2 separate regions of the Homo sapiens genome follow, and region 1 is linked to region 2. Evidence: chromatin loops called from intact Hi-C (ENCODE). Cell type or tissue: heart right ventricle. All regions are shown on one strand. Links, peaks and the distances in the headings refer to the core of each region. The heading gives the core; the rest is flanking DNA.

Evidence for each region. Peaks named below come from ENCODE experiments on the same cell type or tissue, not always from the same donor. Only the 100,000 strongest peaks of a DNase experiment are listed, where the experiment ranks them.
Region 1: a loop joins it to region 2, with 1.9 times the contacts of the local background. A loop is called at or near these places in 11 of 110 quality-filtered maps.

Annotation. Positions count from the first base shown.
Region 1 is chr2:240,421,972-240,427,342 of GRCh38, reverse strand. No RefSeq gene overlaps it. Among named protein-coding and RNA genes, the nearest start is that of GPC1, 11 kb to the left of the region's middle. RefSeq lists an enhancer at 1-433. In heart right ventricle, for the core only: no CTCF peak of the experiment used is centred there; no DNase peak of the experiment used is centred there.
Region 2 is chr2:240,348,337-240,353,707 of GRCh38, reverse strand. No RefSeq gene overlaps it. Among named protein-coding and RNA genes, the nearest start is that of GPC1, 85 kb to the left of the region's middle. In heart right ventricle, for the core only: a CTCF peak has its summit at 2,781; no DNase peak of the experiment used is centred there; H3K27ac peaks cover 365 bases.

The DNA of each region.
Region 1 (5,371 bases), core at 245-5,244, 74 kb before region 2:
TTCTCCACACTCAAGGTCGCCAGTGACCGCTGCCTGCTGGGTTTCCCTGGGTCCCCTGGCAGAGTAACCTGGAAGTGGCAGAAAGAAAATGACTTAGACGTATCCCTTAGCTGGTGGACAGGCACCAGTTCCTGCTACACAGCTGGAAACCCAGGCATGTGTGTGCTGTTACAAAACAAACTTTCAACACATTTAGTTAAGATCTGATATGGTTTGAAAGTTTCTTCTCTCTAAATCTCCTGTTGAAATGTGATCCCCAGTGGTGGAGGTGAGGCCCTGTGGGAGGTGTTTGGTCACAGGGGTGGGACCCTAGTGAATGGCTTGACGTCATCCCCTTGGCGATGAGTGAGCTGTCGCTGAGTTAGTTCACACGAGAAAGCTGGTTGTTTAAGAGAGCCTAGGGCCTCTCCCTTCTCTCTCTTCCTCCTGCTCTTGCCGTTGACGCACCTGCTCCCCCTTTGCCTTCCACCATGAGTGGAAGCTTCCTGAGCCCTCACCAGAAGCAGATGATGGTATTGTGCTTCCTCTACAGCCTGAGCTGATTAAACCTCTTTTCTTTATAAACGACCCAGCCTCAGGTGTTTCTTCATAGCAATGGAAGAGCCGACTCGCGCAAGATCTAATTGGCTATCCCTGGTGACTCACGAATCAGGCAGCATCGCATTTGGAGAGTTAGGAAGGGTGTTCCCATAAGCTGAGTGGAAGAGGTGGGCTTTACAGGCAGAAAAGGCTGAAGAAACAGAAATAAGAGGACAGCAAGTGATTGGGCATTGTGGGGTCACTTTCCTTGTCAGACTAACACGGAGGGACTTCCTGAGTCTCCTGACTCAGGTAGACTGATTGGCTGCGGTGAATCTCTTCATTTTGGGAAAAGGGGCCCTTTCTAAGTTCAGTTTGATGATGTGACATGAAGCATGAGTGACTCCATTCTGGTTTGGTCTGGGTGTTGGGTTTGGGGCAGGAGCTTCTCTGAACCAGTGGCCACGGTCGTTTTTATTTGACCATTGCTCTACGCTGTCTCCTGAGGTTTCTTGTGGCTGAGCCAGGTCACAGTGAGCTGCACCGATCACCCATCCTGCTACTTCCCTCCTCATCTCTTCCTCACGCCCCTGCTGCTGTTTCCTGGGACCATCCAGTAAACGAACCTTGTCTCAGCATCTGCTTCTTGGGGGAACGCAGTTGAAGACTGTCTCAGATGTGCACAGTCTCCCTGAGAGGTGGGTCTGTTTGCATCCAGCTTATAGAAAAGCACCTGGCTCAGGGAGGTTAAGTATTAACAATTCACACAAGTTCACAACAGCTTGTGATCGTCCCTGCCCTGTCACCTCCCTGTTTATCACTACGTTCTCCAGCGACATCCTCCCCTCCCATCATCTCATGCCTTGGAAAAGGTGGGCAGACCCTGAAGACAGAGCCCTTACCTGGAAGGGGAGGCGCCAGGTCTCCAGCAGGCAAGCCCTGGCTCCCTCCCACCCAGCAGGAACACTGGGCTGACTCTGGACAGGTGGAACTGCCACAGTTTACAGAGGTCTGAGTGAACTGGAAGCATCTTCAATCCTTGTGCATGAATTGGTTTCCAAGGTGTTGCCCGTGATATTTTAACCATTTTTGTTGTTGTTGTTTAGAGACAAGAACTTGCTCTGTTGCCCAGGCTGGAGTGCAGTGGCACGATCATAGCTCACTGCATCCTTGAATTCCAGTGCTCAAGCAATCCTCCTGCCTCAGCCTCCTGAATAGCTGGAATTACAGGTGCACACCACCGCATCTGGCTAATTTTTTTTTTTTTTTTTTTTTTTTTTTTTGTAGAGACAGGGTCTCGTTATTTGCCCAGGCTGCTCTTGAACTCCTAGCCTCCAGTAATTCTCCTGCCTTGGTCTCTCAAAGTGCTGGGATCACAGGTGTGAGTCACCACGCTGTGTGGTATACCGCAGATCAGTGTGCAAGCCTGACGGTAGGGCTTGATGAATTTGCATCTCTTAAAGTGCACCCAGATTGAGAAACAGAGCATGCCCTGCCCCAGGGACCCCTCACGTCCTCTCCACATTGTCCTGCACCCTGAAGTCCCCCTGCCCAAAGCTCCCCTGCCACAGGACAGGTGCCCTGCCTTCGACCCTGACCCATGGACTGGGCCGCCGGGCCTGGCACTCTCCCTGGCGCTGACCTCGGTCTCTCGATCCTGAGCACCACCTGCGTTGCTGCCCACTTCTCGTCCTCAGGTGGCCTTCCGTTGTGAGCGCCTGTGGTCTCCATGCCCAGGCCACCGTGGCTGGACAATCGTGTGGTTTCAAGAGCGCTGCTGTAGCTGTGTTTGTCTCTGCCACCAGGGGCACATGGGTGCGTGTTTTTGCGGGGTCAGAGGTGCTGGGCACCAGGCTAGGCAGAGTCCGCTAAGCCGCTTCACAGAGTGACTGCTGGCTGGGCTTCCCGCCTGGTGTCCTCACCAGCACCAGCTGCCCTAAGAAATCATCTCTTCATGGATGAGCTGGCTTCCTCTCCCTGGAAGGTAACTGCATCACCAGGGCAAGGGCAGCTGTTGGTTCTGCTGTATCCGAAGCACCAGAATGTGCCTGGTGGGGCAGTGCCCGCTGAGACTCGGGTCTTCACGGCTGGGTGGTGAGTGGTTGTTGTAGGAGTGACCAATGCTTGTTGAATGAATGAATGACCACGTGAGGTGGCATTGCCATTAACCCTCAAGCTAAGAAGGAGCAGGGGTGTTTGGAAAAGTGTGAATCTGGCGGAGCCGGGCACTGCACTTGTGTGGCCCCAAGGGCCTGGACATTTCCCCCATGCCCCTGGTCCAGACCAACAGGCCTGCCCTCCGAGATTCTGTCCCCAACGTGAAGACTCCTGTATTCACTGAGAGCCTCAGGACTGTGTTTAGAATGTTGCTCAACACAATCGTGGAGAAAGTGCAAGCTTTCTGTCTTCCTCTGCAGCGTCAGTCACCAGCCAGCCTCCTGCTTTCTGCCCCCACAGTGCCTCAGGAAGACCCAGCCCTCAGCCCCAGCCCTAGCCCCACCTCAGTCTCCCTCCATGCCTGCAGGTTTTCTGGAAGGAGATTTTCTTGCTACGTGACCATTTCTAAAGCTCATCCATTTCTAAAGCTCGTTCTGAAGCTGTCCAGAATTAGGCATTGCACTTTAATTGCCATTGTGGGAAAAGGCATTTCAAAATCACACACAGAGACCTCGCCTGCTGGCCAGCCCTCCTGCCCTCCTAGTGGTTGGAAATGCCAGAGCCACACACAGTCGTGGTGTTGGGCGGAAATTGACTCTGGCGCGTGGCACCCGGAGTGGCATTGGGTACAGGGTAGTGGGAGGGCTGGTAACCCGGGGATTTCCACTCAATGAGCTTGGGCTGAACGCGAGAGGCCCGAGGGCCGTACGCCTGGTGCATCCATCAGGAAGGTTAGTGGCAGAGACACCGGTGCCAGGGACTATCACTGGTCGGAGGCCATATGCCTGGTGCACCCATCAGGAGGGTTAGTGGCAGAGATGCCGGCACCAGGGACTGTCACTGGTCGGAATACTCCTGGCGCACTCATCAGGAGGGTTAGCAGCAGAGACGCAGGTGCCAGGGACTGTCGCTGGTTGGAGGCAGGGCTAGATCAGCTGAAGACCGTGTTGTCCCACAGGATCCAGTTTTTGGGACCAACAACCAGAACTGGAAGCTTTTGAAAAGCTTGAAAAATCTCTAGTAGTGGTTAAAATAGAACACATCACATTCTGAAATATATGAAAAAGAAAAAAGAGGGTTCCCATTCACACCCTCACCCAGAGTGATCAGGGTGAGCCACTGTGGGCGCATCTTTCTAGAACTTTCTCTGGTTCGTAAATGGCCCTGTTCAAGCATCTGATGCCCATTGTGTGCGGCATTGTTTTTCTAACTGAACCCTGAGCGAGCCTTGGTGGCCTCTCCACATCAGGGCCTAAAGCTCCGCCCACACCTCTGTTCCAACCCATTGTCACTATTCCAGAAAAGGGCTGCAGCCTCTGTTTTACCATGCCTCAGCTCAAGAGTGTTTTTATTTCAAACAAAGTGATATTAAAATGGCAGCGGTGGCTTCTATAGAACAGATGATGAGAAACACATCTGCTGAGTTACAGGGTGCACATTTCAGTATTTTAAAGAGGTGGCCTAATGTCCTTCAAAAAGACAAAGTCAGGCACAGTCCCTGGTGACTCATGCCCTTGTCAAAGCAGGGGTCATCACACCTCTCGATGTTGCTGACCTGAGGCTCGAGGGGTGAGATCCGGGAGTGTTTCCGTTTGTACTCCCTGCTCCCTGGGAAACTGAACATTTTTTCATGCATTTACCAGCCACTGTCAGGTTTTCTTATGGCCTGTCTATTCAAGTCCATTGCCATTTTTCACCTTTGTTGTTTTTTTTTGGTATTGATTTTTGAGGAGGTCTTTATGGATTAAAGATTAGGCTCTTTGCCTGGAATCTGTGTTGCAAATATTTCCTCCTTCCCCTGTTCACTTATGTGAAATGCCAGTAAATACTCATTCCAGCATACACTGGCCTGTTTCTAGACTCACCCTGGATCTTTTTTGCATATTGCTGGGCTAAGGCCACACTGTTTTGAATAATGTAGTTTTGTAGGATGTACATTTCTTCTTATTCAAAATTTCTTGCTATTCTTTCCAGTGTCTCCCCCAGATGAACATTGGATTCATCCGTCAAGATCCATAAATAATGGATGAGAATTGTCTGGAGCTCATAGATTAGTTCTGGGAGAATTGATATTTTCTCAGACATCCAGGTATTCTAGGTATTTCAAATTCTCCCTTTATTCAATTTAAAAAATTGCTTTGCAGTAAAGTCTCACGTTTTTCATCATCTAGCCCTTTTTATATTTTGGGGTTTATTCTTAGTTGTTTTAAGGCTTTGTCTATTGTGAGCAGTATTTCTGAGCATACGTTTTCATTGGTAATTGCTGTGTTTAGGGAAGTCATTGGCTCCATTGATCTTTCAAGTCACAGCTTTGCTAAATTGTTTCCTTACTTCTAATACTTTTTCAGTTGGCTGCCTTCTGATTTCTAGGTAGACAATCATAGCATCTGAAAGTAGTGATGACTTAATCTTTTAATTTCCAGGTATTTATGCCTTTCATTTCTTTTTTTAATAAATGCATTACTATCCTTATTAGGATCTCTAGTATAATAGTAAAGATAAAATTGGTAATGATGAAAACACTCATGTTTTCTCCTGACCTTAAGACTAATGCTTTGAAAGTTTTATCATTAATTACAATATTGACTAAAGGCTTCTAGAACAAACTGTTATCAAGTTGGGGAAGTTGTTTCCTATTCTTTCCTTGCTACAAGGTTTCTTTTTAAAGTCCTAGTAGGGAAGGATATGGAATTTT
Region 2 (5,371 bases), core at 231-5,230:
GAGCCCCTCAGCCTCTGGGCGGCGGTCCAGCCCACACTTAAAGGAGGGTGCAGGTGGAAACCCTGTTTGAGCAGCATGCGGGAGGGAGGGAGGGATGCTGGGCATCACCGCCGACAGCTCACATCCGCCAGAGATGAGTGTCCCATTCGGACCCGGTGCAGATGCGCGTCCCATTCAGACCTGGCACCGTGTCCTCTGAACATCACCTCTGAACCTCCCTGAGAGTGGGGAATCCATAGCCCCTGTCTACACTTGGAGAACCTGGGGCCGGTGACCACCAAGTGGCTCCCTAAGGCCACTCTGCTCGTGGTCTGCCAGCTGGGGCCTTGGAGTGGGTGTGCCTGAGGCCGAGGCCCATGCTCCAAGGCATCTGCTGTTCTGGGGCCACCTGAGTGGGGAGGACACTGGTGTTTATCAGGCCTGCCAGATGCCAGATGGACCCTGGGCAGGGTGCTGGCTGCCACCCAGAAGTGGATGCTGGGATTCTCAGTCCCTGTCCTGTCTGTGGCTGCTTGGGAAAGCACCGCTCTCTTTGCTGGGGCCTCCAGGGCACCCCTCATGAGGCCAGTGCACCCCAGACCCAGAGCTGGAGGCCAGTTCTGGTACAGCCTCACACTGGGCAAATCAAAGCAGGGGCCCCTCCTGGCCCTCAGTCTCTTCTTCATCTTCCAGGTGTGTGCAGGAGCTCCTGCATGTGTGTGTATGAGCCCAGGGCTCCAGACCCTATAGGCACCATGGGGGCATGTGTTACCCATATTATGGGTCCCTTCAGCTCTCATGGAGACCCACGGGGTTATAGTGGTGACTGGTTGAAAACCTCTGTCCTGGTCCTTTGACTAATTGATATGGTTTGGCTGTGTCCCCACCCAAATCTCATCTTCAATTGTACTCCCTTAATTCCCACGTGTCATGGGAGGGACCCAGGGGCAGGTAATTGCATCATGGGGGCTGGTCTTTCCTGCTAGTCTCGTGGTAGTGAATAAGTCTCATGAAATCTGATGGGTTTATCAGGGATTTCCGCTTTTGCTTCTTCCTCATTTTCTCTTGCTGCCACCATGTAAGACGTGCCTTTCGCCTCCCACCATGATTCTGAGGCCTCCCCAGCCATGTGGAACTGTAAGTCCAATTAAACCTCTTTTTCTTCCCAGTCTCAGGTACGTCTTTATCAGCAGCATGAAAATGAACTAATAAGCTAATGAAAACAAACAAAAACAAAATAAAACCCTGGGTTGGAGATAACAGAAGAAAATGGTCACAAATTACTTAGGCTTTCATAAAGCAAGGACATGTGTTTGGTTTAAACGACAGACATTTACAGTTCTCAGTGTTATTTCTGAAAGCAGGGATGCCTTCTGAGTTGGAAGCTCACTGAATGAGGATGTAGGGATTGCAGTGACCTGGTTAAATATCTGTGCCATCCATTTGCAACATTAAGCAGGACGATGGCACAGACCCAAAGGGAAGATACGCACGGATGGCTCTCAGCCACGGACCACTTGTTTTCAAAGCAATGATGCCTTTCGGTCCTGAGAGTTGGGAAGGCAGCCAAGGATAGGGCAGCACACATCAGCCAACACAGATGGGCTGAGGACCTCCAGCCACCGCCCACCCCATCTGGAGACCCCTCTTTGCAGGAGCCATGTGGGTACCCAGCCTTGCTCGCATGCCTCCCTTGCCAGCAGACCCACTACTTCACAATGCGATGGGGCCCAGCATTCATCGTAAGGGCGGTGCTTCTGCTGCTAGCCCTCAGGAGGCCCCACCCATAGTCATCTCTCAGGGTGCCGCCTGATGCACCCCGGTCACCTGGGAACCAGCCTTCCAGCTGTTTGCGTACCCTTCTTAAAGGCTTATACAAGCAAAGGGGAAGAGAGTCCCAGTGAAGAAAGAGGCTTTTCGAAAGGGCCGAGTGTGCCTGATTACTAATCCCCCCAAGCAGGCCTTCTATCTGTGATAAGGTTCTTCTGAATTTAACCATCACAAAGCCACGTGTTGACTGGAGACACGAGGAGTGACATCTCCTTAGATCACGTTTTGACACAAATCCTCCGGGCGCCGTCTCATCTTGACACTTCAAAGGAACAGAGGCTTCTCCGTGGCAGGGGCTTCCAAGAGCCAATTCACCACCTAAGACCAAAGGGAAGACGTGTGCCCCTTTGATCACGGCCTTCTGCTTGGGGGCGGCCCCCTGTTCCCGTCTGGGCGGGCTCCCACTGCTGGCTCCCCAGCGCAGTCAGGGATCCTCACGCGCCCAACCCACAAAAGAGCGGCCAGCGTCTGGGGGGAAATGTTACTCGGTGCAGAAGGAGCGGATTTCAGGAGAGAGACAGCAGCTGACACAAAACAGACGTAGCTTGTCTTCATCAAGGGCGTTGCAGAAAGAAATCCAAACCAGGATTGGATTTTAACAAGATGCAAACCATTTGCACATGATCGTCAATGAGAGGCGCTTGACATAACGTCTTCTAAATGGTGGCTTGCGATGACAAGGCCTGTCTGCAGACGGGCAAATGGGGTTTACGCCTGTCAGACGATTACTGCAAGCCTGCCCTGTGCTACTGCAGCTCATTTTTTCCAGTGTTAGCTAAAATGGGCTCAATTGGGAGCTGCTATTAATATGCCACAGCCCCTACCTTCTTACCAGAGTAATTCAAAACAAATGTGTCAGCCCTGGGGACGCGTGAGGACGCTGGCACTCGGATGTGGAAGCATGCGCCTGGACCTGGTGCTGGCTGGCCCTGTTTGCGCGTGCTCATGTGCAATGCGGTCACCCGGGCACTGTGTGGCTCCCTCTGCAGCAGGGTTGCACAGACAGTCGTCTGCATGGCTTCTGCTGGGTGCCGCTGCACCTCTGGGTGACCTGCACGAATCCGCACCACTGCCTGCATTCCCCATTGCCGTTGCCACAGATTGCCACAGCCTGAGGGGCTTGAAACAGCACAAGTGTCCTCTCTTACAGCTCCGGGGGCAGGACTCCTGGCATGAAGGTGTCTGCAGGGCTGGCTCCTCTCAGGGGAGAATCTGTGTCCTGGCCTTTTCCAGCTTCTAGAGCCACCTGCATTCCTTGGCTCAGGGCCCCTCCTCCATCTTCAACGTCAGCCGCGCCGCCTCTCCCAGCACCCTCTCTCTCTGAGTCCATTGTCTTCACAGCCTGTCTCTCTCTCTTCCCCGCGGGAGGACTCCTTGATGACATTGGGCCCACTCAGATAATCCAGGATAACCTTCTGTCCCAAGATCCTCAACTTAACCTGTCCGAAAAGTGCCTTTTGCCACATGAGGTCATGCATTCACAGGCTGGGGACAAAGATGTGCACATCCTTGTGGGTTATGGTGGCTGTGATTCTGCCAGCCATGGTTCTGACTGTAGCTGTGGGGTTGGTGAAGGTACCTTAGTCCTATGTGAACTCCTGATCCTCAAACTGCCCATAAGCCAGTGCTGAGCCAGGGCCACTGCACGCAGGCACTGTCCCAGGCCCCAGGGTGCCCCGAAACCGCTGCCCTCTGGGACTCCAGGCTCCTGCCCCATCCTGGCCACCCTTGATGTTTGAAGTTATGCCAAAGCCCAGAGCTGGTGGTGTGGTGGACACTGAGCCCCTCGGAGAAAAGGGACCCCGTATCCGCAGGACATGCTGGGGGCAGAGGCGGCTTCCCTCCTTTCACCATCACCCGCCTCCAGCCTGCAGGCTAGAGGAGAGGCAGGAAGAAATGTGTGTTGGAAGAATTGTTGCCCACTGGGACAGGTGGGCTCACCGGGAGTCCTTCGAGAGAGCTTCTCGCCGTGTCCATGCCTTTGTAGCTCCCCAGTCTGCGGCATCTCTGCCTGCCTGAGCTGGCAGGTGGGGCATGAATCTGTTCCTAGGAGCCAAAGGCACTTCTGAGTGGCAGGACACAGATGTTCGCGTTTTCCCTTGGGTAAGAACACATCCCAGAGGTGACCAGACTGGGGCCATCTTAAAAACCCACCCAAGAGGTCTGCCTGCCACTGTTGGAGGACACCAGGGGCCACCCCATGGCAGGGGAGCCGGGGTCCCAGGGGAGGACATGAGGCTCCAGCGGGGGGAAGAGAAACACTCCTGGGCGCCAGGGAGGTCTGATTTCTACTGGACAGACTTTGAGACATCTGGAAAGGAGACTTTGTGCAAACCGCTGCTGCCTGAATGGCCCTGGCTTTGCCTGATCTGTTGTCCAGAAGGAGAAGAGACCCTGGAGGGCAGGTGTGGGCAGGAGGCCCGGGGACACAAGGTTACTTCCTGACTGCCCTTTCCACGGGTCCTGGCCTTTCAATGAAGCAGCTGCATCTGTACAACATTTGCATGTGCACAGCAAAGTTCACACACACACACACACGTGCGCACACACTCGCACACACATGCACGGACACACGTGCAAACGCACACGCACACACGCGCACACACACGCACACACGCGCACACACACACGGAAAGTGCATATATTTTAATGATGGTAAAACATCCATAGTATCAAATATATCATCTCAATCCTTTTTATGAATCCAGTTCCATGGCGTTCAGTACATTCACAGCGTTCTTCAGCCTTCACCAGCGTCCAGCTCCAGGACCCTTTTCATCCTGCAAAACTTGAGACTCTGTCCCCATTAAACATCCACTCCCTCCCCGCGGCCCTGGCACCCACCGTTCTTTCTGCCTTCTAATTCTAGGGACCTCAGATAAGTGGAATCACACAGTATCTGTCCTTTGAGGACTGGTTTGCGTCGCCGAGCGTGATGTCCTCAAGGTTCATCCATGTTGTAGCGTGCATCAGTGTTTCCTTCCTTTTTTAGGGCTGGGTGATATGCCGCTGTATGCACATGGCACAGTTACCCGATCCGTTCTTCCACTTGGGACACTTGGGTGGTGTCCACCTTTTGCTGTTGAGTGGTGCTGTGAGTGAACATGGTGTCACACTCTGTTTTGTAGCCCTGGCTGCAAACCTGTGATGCCGGCATTGTGGTTTCTGTTTCACAAGGGAGCAAAGCCAGGCTGTGGCCGTCAGGTGACCCTCTGAAGGCTGTGCAGCTGGCCAGCTGAGACAGCATGGCCGGAAGCCGGGGACTTACTCTCCTGGCTGGGAGCCGTCTGCTCCCTGTGCAGCCTCCCAGGTGTTGGGGGAAGGGCCCCCTTATGAGAGAAAATGTTTTTCTCTTGCTGTTTGCATATTCTCCACACATGAGGATATCCCCGGTGACCTCTCTGGGTCCCATGATGGCTGGACCAGTGACTGTGTGTGGTGAGGCTCTGGGGTCATCCGTCCAGCCCTCTCCTCCACTGCCCTCAGGGTCCTCGATCCTTCTTGGAGGGTCCTGAGCTGCGGGCTCCAGAAGGAGGCTATCAGGGCCCCTGGTGCCTCTTCC